2 separate regions of the Homo sapiens genome follow, and region 2 is linked to region 1. The links are chromatin loops, found by intact Hi-C in ENCODE. Cell type or tissue: ascending aorta. All regions are shown on one strand.

Region 1 (8,000 bases):
CTGCGGTGCAGCCTGGTTCCTAACAGACCATAGACTGGTCCATGGCCTGGGGGTTGAGGACCCCTGTTCTATAGCTAAAATCCAATGATTTAAATATAAATACATATTTGTCTATTCGATGCTACTAGTATTTTCCTAGGTGACCATTTATTTTTATCATCTATCTCAGTTAAGATTTTTAGATAATCACAATTGATTTAACTCACAGGATTTATCAAGATCTTAAAAGGTATATGTAGGGCTCTTTGCTTTATTTGAGAAATAAATAATCACTGCCTCACAACTATGGCTCCATGTGTGTTATTTAATAAAATATTTAATCTTATTGGAAATCCTTTTATATTTTTTTCTCCACAAAGGACAAAGAGCTGAAAATAAATACGAAACAGAATTCTTTGTGGGAATTATAAATAAAATAAAGGCTAATATTTGCTAAAAGAATTTGAAATGTATATGCCAAAATATTTGCTATTATATAAAAATATAAGTATTATTATATATTTCTTTTTTGTCCCAAAAGATGGTACTAAGTATTATCTTAGAAGTGAAGTTGACTTTAAACATGATTTTCATAGAAATCTAGTAACTAACAATTTTGAAAATATCCAGAAATGTCTTAAATTTTTTTTTGTAAGTTATATTATTTGCATAGGTATAGCCCCTACAGTGTTGTTCAAATTCTGAACTTTTTAGCTTCCTTTTATTTTTCTTACTATTTAACAATATTAGATTGGTTATGTTCCAGGAACAAATTTCAGTCCATGGGTAAGTATTCAATGTGAACTTATTCACTGATTATAATAGTTGTTGATTGTTCAATAATATGAGGGATAGACGAGAGCTCCATCCATCATATTATAAGAGTATAGACTGTCTTTGACTAAATGACATATTAAAAGCCTAATATATGTCCCATAAAAATATTAATATAAGGCATTTTGCAATTTCTTTATTTAGTTATTTCAAATTATATTGTAGAACATGAATAAACAGAGAAATCAAACTGGTAAGAATCTATCTTCATTCTTATCAGCTTGATCTCTGAGTTTACCTTGGGCTTCAAAGGACCAACATAGAGCTAATTGCAAGGGAACCAGTAGGTATAGATAATCTAGAAGATGCTGTGAATCCTCTTAGAAGAGCAACAATAGCACTGTTATTAAATAATCAAGATTTTATTTTTTAGAAATAATATGTTGACCAAATATATAATAGAAAACTAAAGTGGCTTGAGGGCTGGACATGGTGGTTCAGACCTGTAATCCCAACACGTTGGGAGGTCAAGGCAGGAGGATCACTTGAGCCCAGAAGTTGGAGACCAACCTGGGCAACATAGGGAGATCTCATCTCTACAAAAAGTAAAAACAACAAAACATCCAGGCATGTTGACATGCATTTGTGGTCCCAGCTATTTGGGAGGCTGAGGTGTTGCTTATATTAAAGAATTAAGAACCTCACAAATTTAATACAAGCAACATAAATGATATGATTTGGCTGTGTCCCAACTCAAATCTCATCTTGAATTGTAGCTCCCATAATCCCCACGTGTCATGGGAGGGACCTGGTGGGAGATAACTGAATCATGGGGGTGGGTTTTTCCCGTGCTGTTCTCATGAAAGTGAATAAGTCTCATGAGATCTGATGGTTCCATAAAGGGCAGTTCCCCTGCATACACTCTCTTGCCTGCCACCATGTAAGATGTGCCTTCCGTCATAATTGTGAGGCCTCTCTAGCCATGTGGAACTGTGAGTCCATTAAACCTCTTTTTCTTTATAAATTTCCCAGTCTTGGGTATTCCTTCATAGCAGTATGAAAATGGACTAATACAACAATGATGCTGGAAGTGTGAATTTTTAGCCTCACATTCATGAAAACAAAGCCATATATCTGGGTTTTCAATTATAAAGGGGAAAGTAATGCACCAACAGTAATTACTCATACCTGATTATCCCAAATATTATCATAACAAGCATTATACTCCATTTTTTACAACTTTACTAGACTTCTCATCTCTTTAATAAATCATGAATCAACTATATTGTAGTTTCTAAACAATTACTTTGCATTATACAATATTAGAACTTTGTAAACACATTTTAAAAGTAGTATTCTTCTTATTCATATCTAACTTCTGATCTATGAGTAAATAGGCCCAAACTTTTACATCTTCCATTTATGTGTTCTCTTTTAATCTAAACCAGTTGAATTTTTCCATTAATGTTTAACTCAAGAATTTCTATATTTTTCTCCTTGTCAAGTAACTCTCAATTCAAATGATCAACAATAAACCTCACTAAACCTCACAGTGCTCACCTAGAATTATGGTCTGAATAATTTGATAGAGTCTATTTTTTATTTCATCAGCCTGGTCATCAATGAACATATTTAACAACTGTATATGCCTTTGGAACATCATTCAACATTTCCTTGACCCGCTGCTTAGGCCCAAGCTAACATTAAACCACTAATAATACTCTTGAAACTTTTTATTCTATGTGGATCTAAGTCTCAAATAATTTCAACCACACACACCTCCATATCATGTGAAAATGAAGTCAATGCTGAGAGAGAGAAACAAAGTGTCTATTGCTTTAATCTATGCTTGTCATTGTGTCACAGTCCAGAGTATTCAGGTGAAATTAAATTGCTAATTTTGTTCAGTCATTTTGATGCTAAAATGATAGGAATAACACATGATTTCCCTGTTAGAGTCAAAAGGATGCTATAAATCACTACATTCTACAACATACAACTCTAAATGCATTGAATAGAACATAAATTTATAACGGGATTTACTGAACAGGAAAGAGGGCCAAGAAAGCACAGATTCTGACTTGAATAAGTAAAACACCTAGAGAAAGAAATCCCAGTCATCTTATTCTAAACACATCACTTCAGCAGAATTCCTCACAAAAACAAATCATAACATTAGTATTATTCATAGTTATTTGCAAAGTTTTAACAGATTAATGTCTTTTCCCATAAATACTGAAATAGTACCTAACCTGATTCAATAAACAGCTGCAAACATTTCACTGGTTGACTAGGTTAAATTTAATTTTATGTGTTAATTTTTCATGTTTATCTCATATTTTATTTTTCTAGTTATATTTACTTTTACCAAAGCCTCATACTGTTTTTCATATCACATAGGAACTCATTTCTTACAATAAATAATATATAAGGACTAAGATGATTCCAATGCAATTTTTTTTCCATTTGTATATAATTGCTTTATCTTAAAAGCAAACCCTGCATATTCTGTCTTCCAGAGAATAAAGAATAAGAAATCATTTTAAATTTATTTTGCATAATTTGCTGTTAATGGGAAAAATTTAGGGGAAAAATATGGTTATATAGATGGGGCCACCAAACAAAGCATTATATACAGGTAGTTATTAACGAAATACAAAGGAATTAATGTCTCTAAGCTTAGTGCTCAAAAATAGAGAGTTAAAGCAAGTTTATTGGCCTCTGAACTAATGACATCATGGGGCTGGATAATTCTTTGTTGTGGGGACTATCCTGTGCATTGTGGAATGTTTAGCAGACTCCTGGCTGGCATACCAGTAGATCCCAGTAGCATGCCTCCTCTACCCAGTTGCGACAACCAAAAATGTCTCCAGACCTTGCTAAATGTCCCCTAAGGCACATAATTGCTCCAGATTGAGAACCACAGGATAAAAGAGCTGTTAAACACAAAGATAGCTACCATATATATGTGTGTGTATATATGTGTGTGTGTGTGTGTGTGTATATGTGTGTGCATATATATGTATGTGTGTATATATATACACACACATAGCGAAGTATAAGCAAGTGGAAGAAATCCTAAACCAGAAAAGTCTTGGTAATTTCGTAATACAAAGAAAAATGTTTTTTCTTTTCTATCAATGCATCAGGTAATAGAAACCACACCTTATTTCAACTCTAAAAGTCCTACTTTCATGGTATATAACAATGCAGTTAAAATGTATTGCATCATTTAATTTATTGTCTCATGATCAAGTACAGACAGAACAGTAGAGTGTCTAAGAGTCTAAGAGCCCTGGCTTTCAAATCAGAAAGACCTAGAACAAATCTAATTTTGGCAATTACCAGTTGTCAAATTTCAGTGGGCAGATAATTAAACTCTAAGACTCTTTTGTTATCTTCAAAATAAGATAATGGTAGTACATCTCTCATAGGGTTGTTGCAAAAGTCAAATAAAATAATGTTTATAAAAGTACTAAACACAGGTCGGGCGTGGTGGGTCACGCCTGTAATCCCAGCACTTTGGGAGGCCGAGATGGGCGGATCACGAGGTCAGAAGATCGATCGAGACCATCCAGGCTAACACGGTGAAACCCCGTCTCTACTAAAAATACAAAAAAATTAGCTGGGCGTGATGGCGGGCGCCTGTAATCCCAGCTACTCGGGAGGCTGAGGCAGGAGAATGGCGTGAACCCGGGAGGTGGAGCTTGCAGTGAGCCCAGATTGTGCCACTGCCCTCCAGCCTGGGGGACAGAGCAAGACTCCGTCTCAAAAAAAAAAAAGCACTAAACACATTGCCTAGCATGTAGTGAGTCATCAAATTTAGCTATTTTGTTATTATTGCTATTCCTAACAGAGTTTTATACTTTATTCTATGGTTTTCAAAGTGGAGCAACTGTGCTCCCACAGGAGACATTTAGCAATGTCTGGAGACATACTTGGCTGTCACAACAGATGGAGAGGTACTAGCTCAGATACATAGCTCTCTGATACGGTGGCTTAATTTGGGCAAAGCTTTAAAAAATGGAGAAACTACCTAGACTTTAGCTAACATGCCGTAAATGTCACTTCTCTCGGACAATAAGTTTTTATAGTTTTGAAAGTGGCATGAAATTTAAAAATATATTTCTGGGTAAATAACAGGTATATAGTTATTCTCTATTAACAGCTAAATTTGAAATGATATACTAAAATCACATAAGGGGAGTTAAGAAATTAGGTAAAATGAAAACTTTATCAAAGTTGATTTTAACTGGCTAATTTAAATCATTATATGTAAATTTAAAATGTAAATCCTAAAATAATTACTTTCTCAGCTAGAATTTCCCCAATCAATCTATGAATTTGGGTTCAAGATAAGTAATTGTCCAGTTCTGAGACCAATATATCTGGAAAATGAAGGTCAGAAAATATATTTGAATTCTCCGAAAAAGATAGAGAGATAAATACAATGTATATTTTATATTATCTATTAAGAAATTTAAGTTTGCAACTACATTTTAAAATGCATATTCTATCAGAAGTCCATGTACTAGAAAGCTTATTTAAGGTGATAATCAGTAAGCTTTTTGCTAATATTAATTGTCTAGACAGTTTAACTTCCATTTTAGAAACACACTCTCAGAAGTAGAGATAACCAGTTCTTTGTCACAGCAGATAAAAAGCTCACAGCCAAGAATACCAGAGCACTATTTTTGTCAGGTGCATATCAACATTTATGTTGTCACCCTGGGCCAGCAAAACATTTAACAGATGTGCTGTATCTATGTTTTCTAAGTATTTGATACCTATTTTTATATTTCCTCAATGATGGCCCCCCCCAAGAAAAGCCACAAATTGGCAAAGAACGTGAAGTAAAAACATATTCTCTTAAAGCCAAATACATAATGTCCGGATTTTGTGTTTATGTGTATGTGTTTAATCTAGTTTAAGGTGACTCAATTTTCAAAATCAATTCACACTAAACTTTGCTATCTTCCTTCATACCAAGCACTAAAACATTAAAATGTTTTAAAATATATTTAAAACATGAAATGTTTTAAATGTTTTAATGTTTTAAAATATATTTAAATGAAAGTTTGCATAAACTTTTCCTGAAACAATGATTCAAAACACCAACAACCATCATGCGAAAAAATATTGTCAAGTTATATTTGATGGAGGTTTACTGGTTATGGGACATAGTATGTATTTCTGTTACAGCACTATTGCAATGTTTCATAACTTTTCTAGATCTATCACACAATATGTGTTGAAACTTTAATGCACAGGAAGGAGCCTACCATTTGTAATTCTGAGGGCCAAGGTACTTAGGAAAGAATGGAAATAATTAGGGACGGAAGGAAATAAATAATTAATAGACCTCAAAATGACTATTACTTTTATGAATACTAAGCCGCATTTACATTAAAATAAATATTTTTCTAGGCACTTTTGCAACAACATTCTTTTTATTGTACTTATTGAAAATAAAACCATGTGGTTTCTGATATATGAATTAGCTTGTCTTTGGAGTTGGCAGAACATGAACTTGTGTGGCACTGCCTTATCTAAAAGAGTCATATCAGATAGGCCTAAGTGCTAACATTGTAAGATACAGTGTTGGGAAAAATGCTTTGGCAATCTTTCCAAAACACTTGACTCTCTCCTCATGGAAATAATAACACATTTCATTTTTGTAGAGATTTGATATGCAGATAAATGCCAAAGGAAGAAAAATGCAGTTATATTTTGCCTTTAATTTACCAAATCTTCAACGTATAAATTATGACCTATATAATTGATTATAGTTATTTCAGAAGTGTCCATGTTTTCTAAGACTTCCGTTATTCTCTGCTGCTTTTAGTAAATAATTACAACTTTGATAAGTGATTTCAAAATATTCCTAACTTTGTAATTTCAAAAAAAAGGGCATTGGGAATCACTAATATACCCAAAATGAACTCTGAGGAAATGACAGATATTGGAGTGTTGGATGGAATAGAAATAGTGTGACTTTATTTAATTGTTACACTTCCTTATACAACTCTTTCCTTTCAGATCTGAAGAACTAATCCAGGTTGAGCATCCCTTATTCAAAATGCTTGAGACCAGAACTGTTGCAGATATTTGATTGTCTAAAATTTTGGAATATTTGCAGTATGCAGTATATTTTTACCAGTTGAGGATCCCAAATCCAAAAATCAAACGATCATTTCCTTTGAGTGTCATATTGGTGCTCAATAAGTTTTGGGTTTGGGAGCATTTTAGATTTTGGATTTTGCATTCTCAACCTGAATATGAGAGAAATAACTGTCCATTTATTAATTTCAACATTTAATTAATTCAGTATATAAAATATGAATAAGTTTTAGTGGTCTGGTCTTTTAAGGGGGGAAAGTTCAAGAATCACTAACATTTTATAATATAGATATTTTAAAGTAGAGCTTAAAGGCACCTCCAGTCCATACAGCTATTTTTAGGTGAAATAGCATTCAATTCCTATTTTTATATATGTTGGATGGATGGAGGGGTATTTTGTCATTTTATGTATAAACCAATGAACTATAATGCTTAGTGTCAAGAAACAGTTTAGAACTCAAAAAGAAAATAAAATTTTTATTTTATAATCAAGTAACTTTCCTCCAAAAATGTCACAGGAAAAGGAAGATCGTGATAGTCTGTCATTGAAACTGAGCTCATACCCTCAAGTGAAACACCTGGGTGCTTCATTACCAAATTCATGTCTTTCCTATTCTGAGAAACATCCTCCAAGAGGATCACCTATTTTGGTAAGGCACCTACTTATAGAGTCAGATATTATCACATATAGCTGCTGGAAAGTGTGGCCACAATACCTCAAATATTATCACTTGCCATGAGTTAAAGTTTCCTCAAAATCAGCACAGGAAGATGAGAGTGAAGTTAAACACATATTCATTAAAGAAGACTGAAAAGAAAAGAAAGGGATTAGTGTTATTACTTACAGCTAATAATGAGAAACAGTTAATCGTGTATCAAAAAAGAAAATAAACTATTGTTTTAAAACTCAAATTCGTAACACATCGTCACATTCTGAGAAGCAAGGAACATCTGTTATAGAATGTGAAAAAATTATTTCTAAAAATAAAAATGTAAAAATAGAAGAAAGTAAACATCTAAATTCAGTGGACAGACTTGGTCAGAAATAGTTTCAATGCCTAGGGCCACCGTGTACTGCAGGAACTGGTGGCATTACTGACAGTCTATGTTTTCCTTCAGTGTGCACA
Region 2 (8,000 bases), 310 kb before region 1:
CACCAAGTTCAATAATTGGTTGTGGACTATTCTTTGAGGAATGTTAATTCTCCAGCATTTCTGGCTGCCCCAATTGTAAGCAGAGAAAGTTCCAGGAGGTAAAACCATCAGTCGTGGGTAGTTTGAAATTGAGCCAGCCGTCATGGTATTGTAAATACAGTACTAAAAAGACATGGGGGAGGGGTGCAAATGAGAGTATGTATCCCAAAGTATCTGCTAATCCACCGACATTTAACACCAGGCTACCATTCCAGCCTCATTACCTTTCACACTCTTATCCAACATCCGTCTTCTGCCTCATGAAACTCACTTCTCTTAGACATGCTAGATATTTTATGATTCCTTGATTATACCCAAGCTACTCCTTCTGGCTCCATTCTTTGCCCAGCAAAATCTTTGATTTTAAGGCCCAGCTAAAATATCATCTCTTCACTAATGACTTTGTTCTCAAATTTTTAGTTGTTTTTCAAGATCCCAGATTATTGAATTAAGGCTGTGACTTGCAAGATTCCAGAAATCGAGGTAAAATGTAAATCTTTTGACCAGTCATTCAAATGTTTCCAAGTAGCCACATTTCCTTCTATATTTAAATTTTTTATATATCAACCTGTCATTCTATCATAGTTAAAGTGAGGCTTTAAAACATAACATATATTAGAAATTAGAAAAGTGCCTGGCACATGTTAATCATTATATAATGCCAGCTATTGTTATTTGTTTAATACACTTAAGAAGCAACTGTAAAAGCTTTTTTAAAAATGCAGACCCCCAGGCCACAAAGCCAGAGATTCTGGTTTAGCAGATGGGCTCCAGGAATTTAGATTTGTAAACAATCACACTACGTGATTCTCTTGCAGAGCAGTTGATGATAGAATGACCAGACTTTCAGATATGATGTGGACGATTTCATTTTATACCTGTTTTTATGGTTTAATTATCAATAGTGACTCCTTTCACTTTCAAAAGTGTCCCAGTTTGAACAAAAAATTAAATGGTAACTCTATGGACCACATTTTGAGGTTACTGTTCTTTAGAAAAATGATGGCTGACGATATGTATCACAAAATTTTTAGAGAAGTCATTTTCTGACACTTTATATTAAATTGTGTGCAGAAAAGACTCAAGGAAAGACAAGTGATGGCAAAGATTATTATGGCAATTTCCCTAGTCACTAAACTATTTCCCGCTGCACAATCCCTGGTGAGTTTAGAGTAGGAGTTAAGAAGGAGCCTGCAGGGAAAGCAACTTTGCTGTCTCTTGGTGCCTGTTTTGAGTCTGAGTAAGAATGACTCTGCCAAGTATATTAATATTGCTAAATATTATTTTAGAAAAATATGCTGTAAATCCAGATTCAGACCATTAATGAAAGTGTACAATTTTCAAACATGCCATTTCATATGCAATGTTGATGCAGGCCTTCTCAGCTAAAACCAAGATGATAATGAGTCACGGCTGGCTTTTCAGTGAGTTACAGCTATTTAAAGTAATGTGGTAATTGGAAGTGACACTGTAGATCTGTGTGTTTATTCTGGGTTGCCATGTTGTGGTTATAGTGCAAAACCTAGAAATACTGAAAAAACATCAAATGTATGTGTCAAGTTAATTTGCCACTCCTTTTGCCTTAGGCTGATTAGCACAAATTAAATTGGCCACTAATAAACTCAAGATGTTATTATAGAAAGCAATATGAAAATGCCACATATGCATTCTGCTGATTATTTTTAAAAAGCCACAAAAATGCATGGCTTCATAGTTTTATATTTAAACAAATATGAACAGATAGAGACTAGTTTAATACCTTCACCACTTTTGATAAGTACATATTTAAGCATCAGTGCATTATCATATCAAATGGAATACTTTATATGTGGATATAATTTTAATAAAATAATCTTTAGAGAAAATTACATTTTTCTTTGTTCAAAATAAAATATACATAGGAAATAAAGTACTTGTTTAGTAGCATACAATTTGGTGGGGGAGGGTGGTATTGGCACTGACCCTATTTCTACAGACTTCCATATGGACATGCTTCTTGATAAGTTTATAGGTAAGGACATAGATGGGCTAGAGAGTGGTTCCTGAAATAAGAAATTATAGGAAGAAATATTTATATGGAACTGAAAATATCATAAGAGGGAAAGGAAGTTCAGTTATTTTTTCTCAGAGAGAAAAGGAGTTTTAAAAAAGAAAAGAAATGAAGGAAGAAAGACTGGACCAAAAAAACCCAAAACAAAATAAAACAAACTTAGCAAGATGACTAATTTCACTTCTATGTGAGAGTTGATAGGAAACTGGGAAAGGATATTGAGTAACATTGAGTCTATTCATTTGGTGGCCCTATTAACACAGCTTAAAACTAGATACACGGCAGGGAGAAATGATACTTACAAAATTATATAAATGTACCATTTTAGTCTACTCAGAAATCTATAATAATGTTAGAGACTGATTTATATTCCCAAATCTTTCACTTATTCTTTGTACACTTTTAGATAGGCAATTTGGAAAAACAAATTAGTGATATCAAGATTACTTTTCTAATGAAGGTAGTGGAGGACCCTTGGGATCTCAAAAGAGAAGCTGGGTATGTAGCTAATCATTGGTGCTATTAAAATAATATTTTATTAAATTTTGTAATGCAGCTCAAGGCAACCAAAATAATATCATGTCAGAGTATTAAAACTGATGATAAACAATTAAGAACCAAATTCCTTATATATTTTGCAAAGAGCCTAAATTTTAAAATATTAAAAGCAAAAAAACTTTTCCAATATTTGTATTTAAACAGAAAAGGGAATTATGTAACCTTCATAATATGGTTCTTAAAATTTATAAAGTAACTGTATTTTTAAAATAAATTGAGTTATTTTAACTTTGATCCAGGAAATTGTAAAAATTGTACATACCAAAGGGCAACATTTACAATATAAGTATTACCAGAAGTAATAACTTAAACAGTGGCATGGAAGCCATTTTAGGTATTAGTTAAAATTGGAGGCTCTAAGGTCATGGAGACCTTAGTTTAATTTAATATAATCTCTGCTACTTATTAGCTATTTGATCTTTGGTAAATTATTTAACAGTTCTGAGTTTGAGTTTACTCATGTGTAAAATAGAGATATTAATACCAAATTACGCTGTGAAGATTCTATAATGAAATAGTATAAGGAAAATACTGAATGCCACAAAAATTGTAGCAGGAAATCTCAATAAATCATAATCAAAAATGAATCATTATGCTTCCTCATTTAACTACAGAAGAAAACACAACCCTTTAAACAATTGCAGATTTAATGAAGTGTAGACCCAAAGTCTTATTTCTTGTCTCTTAAAATCAGTAGGGGTTATGAGCAAGTCTGAAGATAGTATACTTCCCACTGGTTGTATACATAATAAAGATAATTACCCATATTAAAAAAAACCCTTTGTGTCAGCTTACTAATCTGTGTTTCTTCTTATTTTTATATGTCCCTTCAGAGAGACTTCTCTGCAGGGAATATCAATTATGCATTTTCCCTACCTTTACCTACATTCACTTTGTGTGAAAGCAGACAATTAGTTCTACTTTTGACTATTAAATTACTCTAATGGACAAAATATATAAAAAGGAAATAAATATCTAATAAGTCAATATGGCTTTATTAGCTGACATTTTGTTAGTTTTCTCTATTTTCTTACCTTACAAAGGATTAAAAAGGAATAGTGGTTATGATTCCCAGCTAATGGACAAAGCAAAAACTATCCTTTAGACATAATAATTGATGGGAAAATGAAATCAAAGTGATCCGTACAATAATTTTACTCATTGACTACTTCAGAAAGCTCCTAAGTGATCAAAATTATAGTCATGTATTTCTTTATAGAAATAGATAATGGGAGTACATAAACTTAACAGTTAATAACATTAGTTGGGGTATGGAAATTAATAAAAGCTTGGGGGAAACAGCTTTAGTTTAACAAATGTTAGTTTCTTTTTTATCCATATAGTCAAGATTCTTTAGCCTTTTTCTCTTATATCATAGTCACAACTGATACATTTAGAAACGTAAATGACTTGGAAAAGATCCACTGATTTTTCTCTCATTTGATTATAAGAAATATATGTGAGACTGGTGCAAAAATGCTAAGCCAATGGGATGGTTTCACTGGAACAAAGTGAATGTCCACCTTTTTCAAAATTCAGTTTGTGTGGAAATTTTTAGGAAATGACTCCATGAAAATTAGGTTATGTTAATTCCTTGCTGATTCATTATTTCCCGCTGACAAGCAGTAGGAAAATATCTTAGATAATAACTTAGATAGAGGCACCATATACGATGATGTTCATTCAGAGGCTAATAGTTTAATAACAGAGAACATAAATCAATGCAATTCTCCTCTTTGAGAAACACTATTAAAAGAGTAGTCTCTCTAAAATTCAAGCCTGTGTTAATCTTTTGCTTAAAATTATGAAAGGCTTTCCAGTTCCTATAGAATAAAGTCCATGCTCCTTAGCATAATTTGATTCTACTTAGGTACAGGTTCTTATCTCATTCCTCTGTCCCCACTCAGCTCCCAGAACTTAACTGTTTTATTTGGGTTAATGTCAAATAGCTTATAGATGATTGAATACACTGTGTTGCTTTAGAGCGCTATGACTTTGCATCTGCTAGTTCTCTCTGAGGTGTCTCATCCCTCCACCCACTTCTAACTAGTTCCATCCACATGCAAAATATTCATGCTTCAAAACCCACAGCTCAGGTGTCATCAACTCAGAAAGGCTTTTCTGATGTCCCTAGATGAGATAAATCTTTGCGCTCTCTTCTGTAATAATGTTTTAACATACATACATTTCACTCTTCACCCATGTCACACTGTATTGTTTCTATTTTTACATTTGCTATTGTCTTCTATTAGACCATAAAATCTTTGATGGCAAGGAATGTGTCATGTACTTTCCTCCCGCAAATGTTAGCTACTTGAGGGCAAAAATGCTGTTTTGTCTTCAGAATCTTCAGAATCTAACAGTCCCTGGCATGTAATATGCACTCAGCAGATACAATAAGTATTAATATTTCAAAGAATAAGTGAATGGATAGGTTCATCTTGTCCTCATTCTTAGCAAAGTACCTGACCCAAACAGGCATATAATAAAAAAATTGCCAATCACTTGAATTGATTCTAAAATTAAACTTGATTACTCCTATGCTTTTGATTTCCTATAGAGGAAAAGAAGACAGCATTTTTTAGTGATTGTACATATGAACTCTACCTGGGATACATATAGGTAAACATTTATAAGATATATTCTTAATTCCTCCTGTATTACTTAAGTAAAATTGTTATCCATTATATATCAATAATTAATATGCTAAATCTTCATATCAGTTACAAATCAGACAAAACTAATATAGGATGAGTCACCTTTATCAACCTCATTGCTATCTACTTGAGGTTCATATTGAGAAGACAGTTAGCCTACTGATCCCAACAGTTCCTTTCCAAAGGCTTCTCCTGAACTGTGAGAATGTCTTCAAACAAAACTTGATTTAAAAAAAGGATAAAACAGTTAAATGCTAGTTCAATTTCTGACTTGTTATGGGCAACATGAAAGCTGCAATTGTTTCTGATGAGAAAGTCAAGAGTACATTTTTTTTTTAACCCTTCTTTATCTAGAAAGCATGCATTGGTGACGCTTATACATACAGCATTATACCAGACGCCGTGGAACTAGTTCAAATCATGGATAAATACATTCTTTTTTTTTTTTTTAGATGGAGCCTTGCTCTGTCGCCTAGGCTGGAGTGCAGTGGAGTGATCTGGGCTCACTGCAAGCTCCATCTCCCGGGTTCACGTTATTCTCCTGCCTCAGCCTCCTGAGTAGCTGGGACTACAGGTGCCCGCCACCACGCCCAGCTAATTTTTTGTATTTTTAGTAGAGACTGGTTTTCACCGTGTTAGTCAGGATGCTCTTGATCTCCTGACCTCGTGATCCTCCCGCCTCGGCCTGACAAAGTGCTGGGATTACAGGCGTGAGCCACCGCATGCCCGGCCAAATACATTTTATTCTTATGAGTATATTCCATGCAAGTTTAGATTCTATTAAAAAAATACTAACAACTACCCTTTGATTGAAGCTTATGATTTTCTAAAATCTGGGGACAAAGGACAGAGAAATTCTCATTGTGCGTCTAAAGTTCCCCGAATTGAAAAGCAAATCCTAGAGATAGCAGAAATGCAGCTAGATTTTATCAACTTGGTAGAACAGTTTGAGGGCTATTTCTAGGCAAAAGAAATAGGCGCTACAGTAGAGAAAATTATTCAGCTATCATGTTGCTCCTCCTTTTCATTTTCACTGATAATCAATCAGCTTTTAATCAGAAACAATTTTGAAGGGTTTTTTTGTTTGTTGTTCATTTGTTTTTGTTTTGTTTGTTTGTTTTGTTTTTTTGTTTTTGGGTTTTGTCTGTTTAGTAAAAGGATTCATTTCACTTTAGGAAAACTCAGCAAAGTGTAGAAGGGGAAGTTGGCACTTAGCCTAGACCTTTTGTGTCTTCAAGTTTCCAAGTTCTAAGAACAGCATGGAGCCCTGCTATGTTAGAGAGGGAACACATCTGAGAGATGAGAATGAGTATATCTGGAAGATCACAGATGTAACAGGAGGCTTAGCCTAAGGAAAGCACCAACTGGATAATGAGAGTTACCAAGAAAAGGTAATGACAGCATCTCAAAAACAACACTAAAGCTATTATGTTCAATAACTTGTATAAATGCTTTATAAGTGTATCCCAAAGCCTACAAACAACATCTAGCTAATAACATTCAAGATTTGTACGTTCCTTATGTAAGTTAAAGTGGACACATTGGGTGTTCCAATGCAGAAGAATACAGAGAAATGCCACAGGCTGAATATTTGGGCAAAGACTAACATTCTCTTGCTGACAAACATGTCTTTGTATTTTGACATAAACTTCTTATGTGCAGATTGGTTCTGTGGAAATTACAAACTTTTTGAAGTCAGGGGAAGGGATGAAAGTAAAATTAAAAATTAATCTTTTCTAAGGAACGTTGTAAATCTAATAGACATTAAATAACTGCTTGAAATTCTAATCAGATAAAAACATCTAGACCAAACAATAAAGTTTAGATGGACACCGGGGAATGAGAGCAAATATTTTTCAAGATACTTCTTCAAAGGGCACTACAACAGAGAATGATTCTTAGAATCTCAGGGATTTTGAAAAAATTAGCCGTTGTATTTCTTTGTATTTATTTCACAAAAAGTATTGTTCTTTAATCATGTATTTATTTAAAGTAGCCATAACATTCCATGTATCATTTTCAAAATGGTGATGAAATATATTATTATGGGATAAACTTTCAGGTATATAGAAATATGTGATGTAACTTTTGAAAAATGTGGAGAAGCTACTTCCTGCCTATAGGAGGTAGCTTTAAAAATGTGGAGAATTCCCAAATATTTCCTTTTATAAATACAATATAAAATTCATTATCCTAGAATATAATCTATTATATATTAGTCTCTTTATTTATATATATGAAGAAAAAATCTAGATAAAAATATCATTGAATAGTTCCTTCATGATTAATTGGATTCAGTAAGCAAAATCTAACAACTTTATAATTCTAGTCAAATATGGTCCTTCCTTTAGGCTTCTCCAAGGCTTTTTACTACAACTAAGGTATCCAGCTGCACTCTACCTTTACTGAGTGAGTCCCCATGGTTACCAGCAAAGTGTGTGACTGAAACAAAGAGGACGGCTGTTCAAAAATGTATGTCTAAAATATCTCTACCTAAGACATTTTTTTCTTTTGTACTTTGTGTGTTCTGATTCTCAAAACAATTGAGTTACTCGTTGATTCTTTTTTTCTCCTCCATAAGGAAAAGAAAAATGATTTTTCTGACCACTGAATTGTTAAAGCTTCTTCTTCTTTCACCATATCTATAAATCATGGTGTTAAAGTTACAGAGGAGAAGGTCAGTTTTGTTGTATATA

Evidence for each region. A loop is a pair of places that touch in the nucleus more often than their neighbours do. Peaks named below come from ENCODE experiments on the same cell type or tissue, not always from the same donor. Only the 100,000 strongest peaks of a DNase experiment are listed, where the experiment ranks them.
Region 2: a loop joins it to region 1, with 1.8 times the contacts of the local background. A loop is called at or near these places in 2 of 110 quality-filtered maps.

Annotation. Positions count from the first base shown.
Region 1 is chr2:212,340,743-212,348,742 of GRCh38, forward strand. The region is part of intron 1 of ERBB4 (erb-b2 receptor tyrosine kinase 4); the gene reads right to left. Among named protein-coding and RNA genes, the nearest start is that of MIR548F2, 82 kb to the right of the region's middle. In ascending aorta, no CTCF peak of the experiment used is centred here; no DNase peak of the experiment used is centred here; H3K4me3 peaks cover 631 bases; H3K27ac peaks cover 4,325 bases.
Region 2 is chr2:212,030,730-212,038,729 of GRCh38, forward strand. The region is part of intron 2 of ERBB4 (erb-b2 receptor tyrosine kinase 4); the gene reads right to left. Among named protein-coding and RNA genes, the nearest start is that of MIR548F2, 390 kb to the right of the region's middle. In ascending aorta, no CTCF peak of the experiment used is centred here; no DNase peak of the experiment used is centred here; H3K4me3 peaks cover 951 bases; H3K27ac peaks cover 2,701 bases.